Regions from separate parts of the Homo sapiens genome. Here region 1 is linked to region 2. A link is a loop called in an ENCODE intact Hi-C map of the cell type or tissue named here. Cell type or tissue: Caco-2. All regions are shown on one strand. Each heading gives the region's core, and the rest is flanking DNA. Links, peaks and the distances in the headings are about the cores only. Region 1 has its middle 43 kb from the start of SMPDL3A. Region 2 has its middle 7.2 kb from the start of FABP7.

Region 1 (6,439 bases), core at 950-4,949, 59 kb after region 2:
AACTATGTTATTGGCCTCGATTCTTTACTTTTTCCATTCTTTGCCTTGAAGCTTTGCAGTTCTCCTCACAAAAGTAGCAGATTATGTTTCTGAGTAGGAAAATCTCTTTTTATACTCTCATAACACTCTCAATACATCATTTCTGACACCAGATGTGTGGATTTTTTTCTACACAGACCAATTTTTGATACCAGCAGAGTGTTCTTTAATTTAATTAAATGTTGACACTGTCTACCTGGAGACAGCATTAGATCCACAGGTTAGGTCCCACTAGAAAGGCCCCTTGTCTGACGTCAATCGTTAAGTCCAGGTTGTCACTTCTGAGTAACCCACTGTAGAGATTCCCATTGTCCCTTCCTCGGGTTAGGTCATTTGCTAGAAGAGCTCACAGAACTCAAGAAAACAGTTTACTTGGTAGATTAGAATTTATTGTAGAAGGATGCAACTCTAGAATAGCCAGACGGAAGAGATGGATAGGGCAAAGTCAATGGGAAGGGGCACAGCTTCCACAGCCTCTCCAGGCTTGCCACCCTGTTGTACCTCAATGTGTTCACCAGCCTGAAAGCTCTCTAAACCGCATTCTTTTAGGTTTTTATGGAGGCTTCATTACATAGGTATAATTGATTAAGCCATCAGCCATTGATGATCAAGTGAATCTCTAGTCCTTTTTCCCTCCCTGGAGGAAGGTGTAGGAGGGTGAGGCTGAGATTTCTAGCCCTCTAATCACCTGGATGGTTCCCCTAGCAACCAGTCCCCACCCTTAGGGACTTTCCAAAAGTCACTTCATTAACATAAACTCAGGTGTGGTTGAAGGGGCTTGCTATGAATAACAAAAAATGGTCCTTTCACCTTTATCACTTGGAAAATTCCAAGGGTTTTAGAAGCCTGTGCCAGGAACTGGGATGAAGACTAAGTATATGCCTCTTATTATAAATTACCATATCACAATTTCCCAATCCCTCGCTTCTGGGTTTGACTTTGAGACTTGCTTTAGCTAATAGAATTGGCTGGAAGAGACAGTGTGCCAGTTCTGGGTATAGTCCTCAATAGACCTTACATGTTTCTGCTTTCTTTCTCCTGCATCTGCCAGAGCTGTGGCAAAGAAGTGACCAGGCTAGGCAGCTTGTGGAAAGAGAGGATGAGAGACAATGTGAAGTAGAGTTATCCCAGATGATCTGCCCCAGCCGAAACCAGCCAGAAGAGCGCTGACTCCCCTCTGCCCCACAGACACATAAATTAGAATAACTAGTAAACTGAATCTACTGAGTTTTGGATAGCAGCAATTGCTAACCCACATAGATATTTAATAGTTAACAATGTATTATTCTTGTAATTTTGATCACTTGCTTACTATTAATACTAAAAATAAGAAGAACATCCGTAAGACATATTTTAATACATGTCTTAGAGCATTATGGCCACAGACAACTAAAAAATTATTTTAGGTACCTATTTTTGTTGAAGAGAAGTATTAATGGGTGGTCACATTTGGGTAAAACAAAAATGTAATTCATTTGAATGAAAATGCAATAAGCATGTGAATACAAGAAATGAAAAAGAATGAAAAAAAAAGATGATTTTTTTTTTTTTTTTTGAGACAGAGTCTTGCTTTGTTGCCCAGGCTGGAGTGCAGTGGTGCGATCTCGGCTCACTGAAATTTCCATCTCCTGTGTTTTTTAAGTGATTCTCCTGGCTCAGCCTCCTGAGTAGCTTGGATTACAGGCGCTCACCACCATGCCCAGCTAATTTTTTTATTTTTAGTAGAGACGGGGTTTTGCCATGTTGGCCAGGCTGGTCTTGAACTCCTGACCTCAAGTGATCTGCCTGCCTCAGTCTCCCAAAGTGCTGGGATTACAAGCATAGGCCAACATGCCTGGCCTAGATGGTGTATTTTTAAGATCAGTAATGGTGGGTATCAATTCGCTATGGTGCTTAGGTTTCAATCAGAGATGCAAAACCATTAGGGAGGTCTCTATCTATCCATCTATCTATCTATCTATCAATTGATTAGTTGGTTAATCAATGTATCTATTTTTGTAAAAGAAAGGATTTGTTGCAAAGATTTGATTTTATGCCATTTTGGGATCTGGTTAAAAAGTCTCTGTAAGGTGGTAGCTTCTGCATCTGATGCTGAAACTTCAAGTCCACAAGGCAGACAGTCTGGAAGGGGAACTAAATGTAAAGTCAGAGTTAGAACAAGCTGGATCCCTTAAGCATGAGCTTAATCAAGAACAGACTGAGATCCACATTAGTTCTCACTGCCCCCAACCATAATGATGTGGAGATGCTGCAGGAGAGGCTGGTGCTCTTCATCAAAGAGCTATACACACATTCGTTCCAGGAATTAGAGAACCTGAAGGAAGATCCAGGGACAGGTAGAGCAGTTGCAGATCAGGCAGCTGATCCATGCCAACAAGGTGAGCAGGCAGAGAAGCAACAAAATATATGAGCTACAAAGTGGCCACCACTTCTATCCTGCAATTTCCCACAAGGTTCTCTTGTGTGGCCACCCTTACCAGAAGCATACGGTAAGGAGAATTCTAGAAAAAATAGTTTGGCCTAATCTCATGGACACATTAGAGTGATAATACTTTTAAAGAGTTTTTCACAGATCTATTTTAAAATGCTGATGGGGTTCACAACATGTTACCCCCAAAATATGGCACCTTGGCATTTGAGAAAATGGTGGAAGCCAGAAGGTCACTCTCCCCTTCCTCTTGCCCTTCTCTGAAGCAAGTCATAAAATCTAGAAAGGTCAATCTCTGACCTTTTTCCACCTTTCTACCCTGAAGCAGGTCATAGGACCTTCGTTCCAGAAGGGCCCTGCCCATGCCCAGAAGAAAGAACTTCCTTATCTCTGAAGGCACAGGGACACAGAGAAGAATCTGAGCAAACAAGTCTCACTAGGTTTTCCCCAGGTGTTAACCATTAGATTATACCTACTTTGTCTGATCATACTTCTCAACCTTCCACTTCATCATAGCTAGCATAAGAAACACACAGTTTTACCTGTTTTATTAAGCCTTCACTTCAGAAGGCCCTAGATCATAGAAAAGTATAAAATAAATGTATATGTAATCTGTCTTTGTTATAGGAGCCTTTTAATTAAAAAAAAAAACCCTCAGGAGTTAAAACATCTTGAAAGGGACTGATAGAAAATCTTAAATATACTTTAATACAAAATGGCATAATACATTGTCTGACATAGAGATTAAGAACTCAACTTCTAGATTTAGACAGCTACAGTTTAAATCTCATCTTTACTACTAGTTAGTCATAGGAATTTGGCAGTTTTCTGGGCTTCAGTTTCCTTACCCATAAAATTGTTACCTGACAAAAAGTGAGGACTACCTAACTGTAAATTATATTATTAAATAAATGAGGTGAACTCCGCGCAAGTGTGAACTAATTTCTTACCTTTTTAAATTCTAAGTGTCATTCTAAAACCCTGTATATCTCACATTCAAATTATAGTAGGCTCAATGTTTTCATTATTCTGTTTACTCAGTTAGAAGGAAATTGACATTTGCGTGCTATCAACTTGGAGTTCAGCAGCTTCCATATATGGATCTACCAAAAGTGTCCTTTTGAAAAAGTATCACAAAAGGATGTGACTTGGTATTGTTGAAGTCTTTTAAGAAGAGGGAGGTGATGACAGAGGTAAATACAATGAAGAAATTAGTGAGCTCCTTGGTGAGTGCTGAATGGGTAGAAAGATGCATACGTAGGGATGGGGAGCAAGTGTAGAGACGAGGTTAATAGATAAGTAAAGAGAAAAGGCTCAGATCTCAGGGCCACATTAAGTCAGAGCTGGTATATTCTTGTACAATCCATTTGTGAGATCTCCAATGATGTCATTGTAATTAATTTATAAAGGATTAACTAACCGTCTGCCCAGGGAGAACAGATGTATTATAGTTAATCCATATTTTAGATATCATTTGATGATCTTTAGTCACTGTTACCATTTTTAAAGTGTTTCCAAACAAAAGTCATTTGTACTTTCAAGAAATGACTCTTCCTACTGCTTACATTAAAAAATAAATGACATGCAAACTATATGTAAACTATAAATTCACAAAAATTCTGCTTGGAAATAATTAATTGAGTTCACCAGAAGCCTAATATGCAACAGACATCACCAGTCCCTGGTGTTACCACACTGACACTGCATTTCCTTCTTATTTTTATATCTGTCTTTTTATTTGTTTATTTTGTAACTTACACTTTCCTCCCACTCCTGATGTTAAACATGCAGCTTCGCCCAAGTGTGAACTTCAGAGAGTATTCCATCAGTTACTCTCCCTCTGTGGTCTGCACAATGCCCCAACAGACTGGTATGAATGTTGAAAGCCTTTTCCTTCTCCGGGCAGCAGCCTCAGGGGCTTCTTTTCTTTCCTGCTTTAGGGATGCTTTGTCAGCCTGTGAATGTTGCCTCTTTGGTTGGCTTTGTGGAGACAGCTTGTGCTCAGATGTGATTTAGTTGTAAGCTGATTGCTGCTCCATATGCGAAAAGAAAGAGAGAGTGACCAGTTCTGAGGCAGCCAGTCAGTGTGCCCCAGACCATTACGTCAGTATCGCATGATGGTGAACCGCGCAGTGCCAAACAATCTCTTCTTGGTGCCCTTTCTTTCTTTTTTCTTTTCTTTTTTTTTTTGGTCTTTCAAAGAAAGGTAAGAAAGCCTGGGAAAAGAGCAAGAGATACAAGATACACTTGCCTTTCCTTGAGAATTTCTAAATGCTATTTATTATCAAATACATTTTTCTTTTAAATTGAGATTCTGTAATGGAGGAGGGGAGTAAAGAAGGATAGAATCTTGAGGAAGAAATAATTTATAGTATATTGAAACTCGGGTGCGGTATATCAGTTTTATCTGTTTTGGTACTTTATTGATTTCCCCCTGCCCCCAACTTGCTCCTAGGTTTTTGTAGTGGTTATATTAATTTTTATCTAGAAATATGTATGTACATTAACAGAGCAGTGGCAGAAAATAATACTTCTTTCAGTTGGGAGGAAGGTTAATCAACATAATTAGAATGTTTCTTCTGTTATCTTAATGTTCTGGTTATTCTCCCTCAGACTTCATTGCTTAAAAGAGACTATATGCTTTAAAACCATAGTAGGCTAGTACCCATATGTCTCATCAATATCACATATTGTTCAGGGGAGGCTTATTTGAAAGTAATGTGGCACATTGGTTTTACCAGTGTTGTTTCTGAGGACTGTACCATGGAGATTCCATATGCCTTGCGGAAGCAGTTTTAGTTGGTGTTGATAACCCATTTTCACAATAGGTTTCATGGCAATCAACAGTGTTTTGACCCTCAGTTTGAACATCTGATCAAGAAGGTTTTTAAAATAAGAGCCTCATTCTACTGAGGTCCACTAACTTCTCTGTAACATGTGAACCAAACCCTAAAAGCATTTCTTGCTGCTTATCTACAATAGAATTGCAGATTATTTGTTTGATCACATGGGGCTAACAATGGTACCCCTCCTGATACTACTTTTTTTTCACAAATTAAAGGAAAGAGGAATTTGTGTTAAAAATAAAGGAAGGAGGAATTTGTGTTAAAAATAATAAAGTATGTTTTCTTATTCTTCTGGGAAGAGAGATAACTTTCTGAGAAAATTTATTCTAGTTATGAAGCAGAGGCACCGAATCACACACTTCAAATCTTTGTCACTTTTAACAAAGCTGATTGATTATGTGAGTTTATGCCTGTCACCTTTCCTTTGGTAAAGGAAGCCTTAGCTTTGTCTTTAATGTCTGAAATGTTAACAAGAATATCTTTATGTATTATTTAATAAATTTTTTATTTGATAAGTAAAGTAGCATTGTCACTGTAAAAAAATTAGAAAATGCAGAAAACATGAAGGAGAAAAATCATTCCATTATTCTATTACATAAAGGGAACCTCTCTTATTATTAAGTGATTGATAGGCTGACAGGTTATTTGCTAAAAGGAAAGCATCCAACTATCCAAGTTAGTTCTGGCACTTTTCTTTTTTAGTACTTGTTGCAGCTGAAATGATCTAATCCAGGGGTGTTCAATCTTTTGGCTTCTCTGGGCCACCTTGGAAAAAGAAGAATTGTCTTGGGCCACACATCAAATACAGTAACACTAATGATAGCTGATAAGCTTAAAAAAATTGCAGAAGAGATCTCATAATGTTTTAACAAAGTTTATGAATTTGTGTTCAGCCACATTCAAAGCCATCCTGGGCTGCATGCAGCCCATGGGCCATGGGTTGGACAAGCTTGATCTAGTCCTTTGTGAAATTTTTATTTTTATTTTTGGCTATCTCTCCACAACAAATATATAAGCTCCATGAGGACAGGTGTTGTTTTCTATGTTGTTCACTGTCGTGTCCCCAATACTATTAAGAACAATGTCTGACACTAGAAGCCATTCAGTATTTGTTAAATATTGCATT
Region 2 (6,439 bases), core at 1,334-5,333:
AAAGGTCTTCAAAAATTGCTGCTCACTATAATTTATAAATGATATATTTGTAACATAATTCATAACATAATTTATAAAATTAAATCCTATTGTAAGCTCTGTTTCTAAAAGTACATAAATATACAAAATTTATTATTATATGTTTACGTAGCATCATTTTACTTGCCTTCAATGATTAGCACTTTCTTGTACGTACTGGAGAGGCAGAAATAAATGCATTCAGAAAAATGTATTTGGTTTCAGAAACACCTTAACTTACACAGAATCTCTCATATTTATTTATGTCTACAAATGTTATTTTTAGGATATTAAATATTTCCAAAAGGATAGAAAATTAATAGGCCGAGTAGAAAACTTACGAAATGCTGGCATTTTCTTGAGTCTCGAATGGAGACTTCTCTGTTAACAAATTGAGGAGTACAAACGTTTGTAATGTCATTCCCATATTTTTAAAAACAACAGCAAAAATAGTGTAATCCTAATGGTTTCAACCGATCTGGTCAGTTAAAAAAGTTGCTTTGCGGTGAAAGAAAAAGTAAAATAATGCCGCAATTTTATTTTATTTTAATTTTATGCTGCTAAAATTCAAACAAAGGCTTATAATACTGTGTTTCCAATCAGCTATTGAATGAGAAATATTGCAGATTTCAATGGCCCGCTTGTAATTTACAATGATGTTATTTATCAAACCATATTGATAGCTTCTTCAACAAATTCTCTTGCAAATAATGTGTTGCACAGACTTAAATTTCAGTTAGAAAATATTTACATGAGAATTATCTTTTTTTTAATGAGAATAAATATATTTCACTCATCTGGAGGCCCAAATGAACCAGTGGCTCTCTTGGAAGAGGAATTTTTAATGTCCTCAGGCATGTTCCCATAAAAGTTAATGGAGAGTTGATTAAACTTTGGGGATCTTGGAAATTTATATTTAGATTGGGGATAGTTTTAATTGTAACAGCTTTTCATGTTAACATTGGTTTAGCATATTTCATCTTTAGGGTAGTTATAGGTCATATTTCTTCCTTGCTGCATAACACAAGACACTTTTATCTGATATGGAGGCAGTCTTGGCATAAGTCACACACCATTTCCACGATCATCAGTAGGGTCAAGGAATTAGTAGTAGCATCAGTGGTCTTGTAGTCCTACTTAGTACTTAGCACTGAAGAAATATTAGAATCTAAATTTACTAATATGATTCTGACAGACTGGAATGTACTAGTTTACAAGTTAATAAGGCATTAAATGTATTACATACATAGGATTTCAACTTAAGATTTTGTTTTTCAATACAAAGTTCAGCCTTACCCCCAGACTGCCTATGTCAAAATCTTGATAAACTTGAAATCTCTATAAATATAAATCTTCCCAGATGATTCTAATGATCTTCCAGTTTTAGATACTACTACTATAGAATATTTTCAGACCTATACGATCTCTGTCTTTACTTTATTCTCCCCTTTTAACAAACACATTTAAAAAATGTTCATTTATCTGTGTGATGGATGGGGTGTGGTAGACTGACTTATCTGATTCATGCTCTGCAGAAGCAGCAGAGGGTAAAACAGTATTTCCAAACTTCCCTATACCTACACTTGATTTAGGTTTTGCCTATTGCATAACTTGTGCAATATACTTGTGTAAGACTAGATTTCAAAATGTAAGTAAGTGGTGAGACAGAATGCACACAAGTCATACATTTGCTGTTGAGATTCAGCCCATATGGTGTGGTTTTGGAATCAGTACTTCTGAGCAAAGCTCTCATTTCTAGGCAACAACTAGCAGGATATTTGGGAGCCAGCAGGTGGCAAAGCAGGTTCCTGATTCCCAGCTTCCCAATTATGTAGAGATAACTGTTGCCTTAGCAGGTCAGTTTATGCGGTGGTGTTCTGGGAGTATTCCTGAAAGCTTAGCTCAACCTAAAACCTGCTATTTCAACTATTCCAAGTGTTTTGTAAGCATCTAATTCCCTATATGTTGTCCTGTTTCTGTTAAAAATAGCTAGGGTGGTTTCTGTAATCTTCAACTGATCCCAGATTAGTAACTTCCTTTTATAGCTACCTACCTGTTAATCATTGCTCAATGTACACAGTAATCAGCAGAGATCAGTAAACAAAAAAGATCTTCAAGGAATATAAGAACAAAAAGTTCTTGATTGATTTACAAGTGATAATAACCCATAGTAAACAGATCAGAGGATCTATAGAAAGGACAATTACCATGCATACTCATTGGCATCAGGCTTCCACATATGGCATGGCACAAAACTCTCCTACTCTTGCATTATTAAATCCATCATGCATTTGAACGCTTATTAAAACTATTCTGTGTGCTTTCATTTTAAAGAAAAAACCTAAAAACAGTGAGCCTTAATTTCCTCTTAAACATTAACATGATAGGATTAAAGAAGAGGCTTAGATACCTTTCTCTGGGGATCATATATGTTGCAAAGAGAAGAAAGGTTTGGCTGAAAACTTAGAAAAGATCATATGAACTATAGTCTAAATTCTTATTTTTTGACCCTTTCTGGTTTTCTGTATATTTCTATATTTGTTCATATGTTTGACATTTGTGGAGCACATATCAAGTGGACTTGATACTATGCTAGACGATGGTCGTAGAGCACAATGCATAATAAAATAGATGTTTCAAGGAACTTGTGTTCTTAAGGTAGGAGAAAGATACTAAATGACTGATTACAAAAGTAATTGAAATTATTATATATGTGTAATACATAAATGAAACCATAGGATGACATAACCATGGGGTTTTGACCCAGTTTTCCTTGAGGAAATATTAATTGAACTAAACCCTAAAAGTGAAATTAACCAGGAGGCTGGAGAGAAGAGTTTTCTTGGCCGAGTTGTTGCATATGAATGACCCGAGCAGAAGGAAGGTCCTGGGACTTTTTAATAATAAACCCAAAATATGCAAAAAGTTCTCTCCTCAGTCACTATGTCAGATCTAGAAGCAGGCTAAGAATGGAATATTTAAATAATGGGAGGTAAAAGGAGAAAAAACTGCAGAAAATAGTAGAGAAATGAGAAGGACATTTCTCCAAAATGCTTCTTTTCAAGGGCATGCCATACCTGGAGATTTATCTCCCTCTGACCTAGTCTATATTGCTCAGGCTGGACTGCAGTGGCACAATCAGCTCACTGCAACTTCCACCTCCTGGGTTCAAGCAATTCTCATGCCTCAGCCACCTGAGTAATTAGGACTACAGGCATGTGCCACCACATCCCAGCTAATTTTTGTACTTTCAGTAGAGAAGGGATTTCATCATGTTGCCCAGGCTGGTCTTGAACTCCTGAGCTCAACTGATCTGCCCACCTCTGCCTCTCAAAGTGCTGGGATTACGGGCATGAGCCACCATGCCCGGCCAAGTCTATACTTTCTAAAATGCAATAAGATAAAAGTTACATATCACCAATAGACAGATAATTCACTCATTTTTTCCTACCCCCACACCTCTTCACACCATCAAATTCCATTACTGATATTGCATTTAGCCCTTGCTTGAAGATTGGAATCCTCATCCTTCCTGGGCAGGAGCTGGCTTAGCTGGTTTATTGGTGAGGGTAGGCATGATAAAATGTGTACACATGAACAGACAGGTAAGCCCCTAGGGAATGTCTGTACCATTGCTTCAGCAAAACCAGTTTGTCTGATCTTCCTGAGGAGAGCAAAGATCACCTGGTGGCCATCAAGCAGATCATCCAGAGGCAAAACTCTTTATCAGAGGAATTCAGAAGTAATCAGATTTCCCTATTATCTAAGGCAGGCATCTGGTTGCAGGTTTCTTTCCCCAAAATTTGTAAGTAACTAGAATTTCTATATATCTCCAGAATACATGCGAATCAAAACTTATTATGCAACCCTTGCTGACATTAAGGCGCCAAAATGTCTACAAATGTAATCATTTATCATGACCTAAGTGGCTGATATGATCTAAATTACCCTTAAGTTCCTCCTTTAAGGACCATAAATACTCCTAAGGAAAAATCCACTGCTGCGCACTCAGTCCTCTTTTAGTGAGGTGCCCACTGCACTCTTCTGGAGCATTCTTTCTATCTAATAAAACTTTCTTTTTTAAATCTATACTGTCACCTGTAAATTCTTTTTGCCAACCCTTGAGTTGACCACTTTCTGATGCCAGGGCTCTGACACCTTGCCCAGCATTACCTATTATGGGAGAGACTGTGGGCCAATGGTGCTTTTATTGTGTAATTACATTTCCTTTCCAGCTACAGAGATATTCAATTACTATTTTATTCTTTGTAATTTGGTAAGAAAGAGAACCTCAAGCAGCAAATACTTTGTTATTTAATTTTTGTTGCTGCATAACCTTGGATATCTTACAAGAAATAATGTCATAACCTTGGTTAACTTACTTTGCTCAAAACAATGTTAAAACTTTATTAACACCTTCTATTTTGTTAAAAAGGAAAAATTGTTGTAAAGCAAGGCCAGGAGATTCAGCGTCATGTGAAGATTCTGCCAGGATCTCCTAAAGCAACTTATCTTTCTTTCTTTTATTTCACTACTTTTTAAAAAAAACAAACAAACAGGTCTTTATAATGAATTCTTTACCATTAGTGCCACTAGTTAATAAATAAAGGTAACAACTCTGAGTGAGGAGTCAATCTGTCATAATCTTTCCCTTATGAGACTGTAGATGCGTTTGTATGATAAAAGCCACAGCAAAGTCATAAATTGCTCCCAGGTTTAGAAAGCTTGGAAAAAGCCAGGAGCAGTGGCTCACACCTATAATCTCAGCACTTTGGGAGGCCCAGGAGGGTGGATCACGTGAGGTCAGGGGTTCGAGACCAGCCTAGCCAATATGGTAAAACACCATCTCTACTAAAAATACAAAAATTAGCTGGGCGTGGTGGTGCATGCCTGTAATTCCAGCTACTCTGGTGTCTGAGGCAGGAGAATTGCTTGAACCTGAAAGGTGGAGATTGCAGTGAGCCCAGATCAGGCCACTGCACTCCAGCCTGGGTGACAGAGATAGACTCTGTCAAAAAAAAAAAAAAAAAAAAAAAAAAAGACAGAGAGAGAGAGAAAGGAAAAGAAAGCTTGTAAAAAGATTTGTTAAATGTTAAATCCTTAGCACAACACAGTCTCTGCTTTTTCACTTTATCTTCTATTAAATTCTTCAATAATCAGAGCAAATAAGCTACTATTTGAAAGCAACCATTCTTAGGTATACAGCCATTATATTCTGAATAATGTAAAATAAGTCAAAAATGTCAGTATATGGAGTTATAGAACAGTCGAGTGGCTTTTATTCAACATGGTATTGGAAGTCCTAGCCAGGGCAATTAGACAAGAGAAAGAAATAAAGGGCATCCACACTGCAAAGGAAGAAGTCAAATTGTTATTGTTTGCTGATGACATGATCTCATATTTAGAAAAACCTAAAGACTCTTCCAAAAAAAAAAAAAAGGTTAGAATTGATAAATTCAGCAAAGTTGTAGGATACTAAATCAACGTACAAAAATCAGTAGCATTTCTATATGCCAACAATGAACAATCTAAAAAAGATATCAAGAAGGCAATCCCATCTATAATAGCTACGATAAACAAATACCTAGGAATACACTTAACCAAAAAAGTGAAGGATCTCTACAATGAAAACTATAAAATACTAATGAAATAAAATGAAAAAAAACACACAAAAAGGAAAGATATTGCATGTTCATGAATTAGAAAAATAATATTGTTAAATTGTTCATATTACCCAAAATGATCTACAGATTTAATGCACTCTCTATTAAAATACCAATGACATTCTTCACAGAAAAATAAATCCTAAAATTCATATAGAATTACAAAAGACTCCAAATAGCCAAAGTTATCCTAAGTAAAAAGAACAAAGCAAAAAGAACACATGGAAGCATCACATTACCTGACTTCAAAAGATACTAAAAAGCTATAGTAACAAAAAGTGCATAGTACTGGCATAAAAACAGACACATAGACCAATAGAACTGAATAGAGTACACAGAAAAAGTTTTTATATTTACAGACAACTTATTTTCAACAAAGGTGCCAAGAATATACACTGTGGAAAGGACGGTCACTTCAACAAATGGTGTTGGAAAAACTGGATAACCACATGCAGAATAATGAAACTAGACCCCTATCTCTCACTGTGTGTGAAAATCCAATTAAAATGAATCATAGACTTATATATAAGACCTGAAACTATGAAACTACTACCAGAAAACATTGGTGAAATACTTCAGGACATTGGTTTGATACAGATTTTTTAGTAAGACCTCAAATGCACAGGCAACCAAAGCAAAAATGGACAAATAGGACTATATCAAGTTGAAAACCTCTTCACAACAACAACAACAACAAAAAAAACAAACAAAAAAATACTAAACAAAGCGGAGAGAAAACCTACAGAATGGAAGAAAAT

What was found. Hi-C counts contacts between places; a loop is a spot of excess contacts. Peaks named below come from ENCODE experiments on the same cell type or tissue, not always from the same donor. Only the 100,000 strongest peaks of a DNase experiment are listed, where the experiment ranks them.
Region 1: a loop joins it to region 2, with 5 times the contacts of the local background. A loop is called at or near these places in 15 of 110 quality-filtered maps.

Annotation. Positions count from the first base shown.
Region 1 is chr6:122,828,869-122,835,307 of GRCh38, forward strand. No RefSeq gene overlaps it. Among named protein-coding and RNA genes, the nearest start is that of SMPDL3A, 43 kb to the left of the region's middle. In Caco-2, for the core only: no CTCF peak of the experiment used is centred there; a DNase peak (open chromatin) is centred at 2,833.
Region 2 is chr6:122,769,329-122,775,767 of GRCh38, forward strand. It overlaps a transcript of FABP7 not described here. Among named protein-coding and RNA genes, the nearest start is that of FABP7, 7.2 kb to the right of the region's middle. In Caco-2, for the core only: CTCF peaks have their summits at 1,848 (motif pointing right) and 3,731; DNase peaks (open chromatin) are centred at 1,833 and 3,613.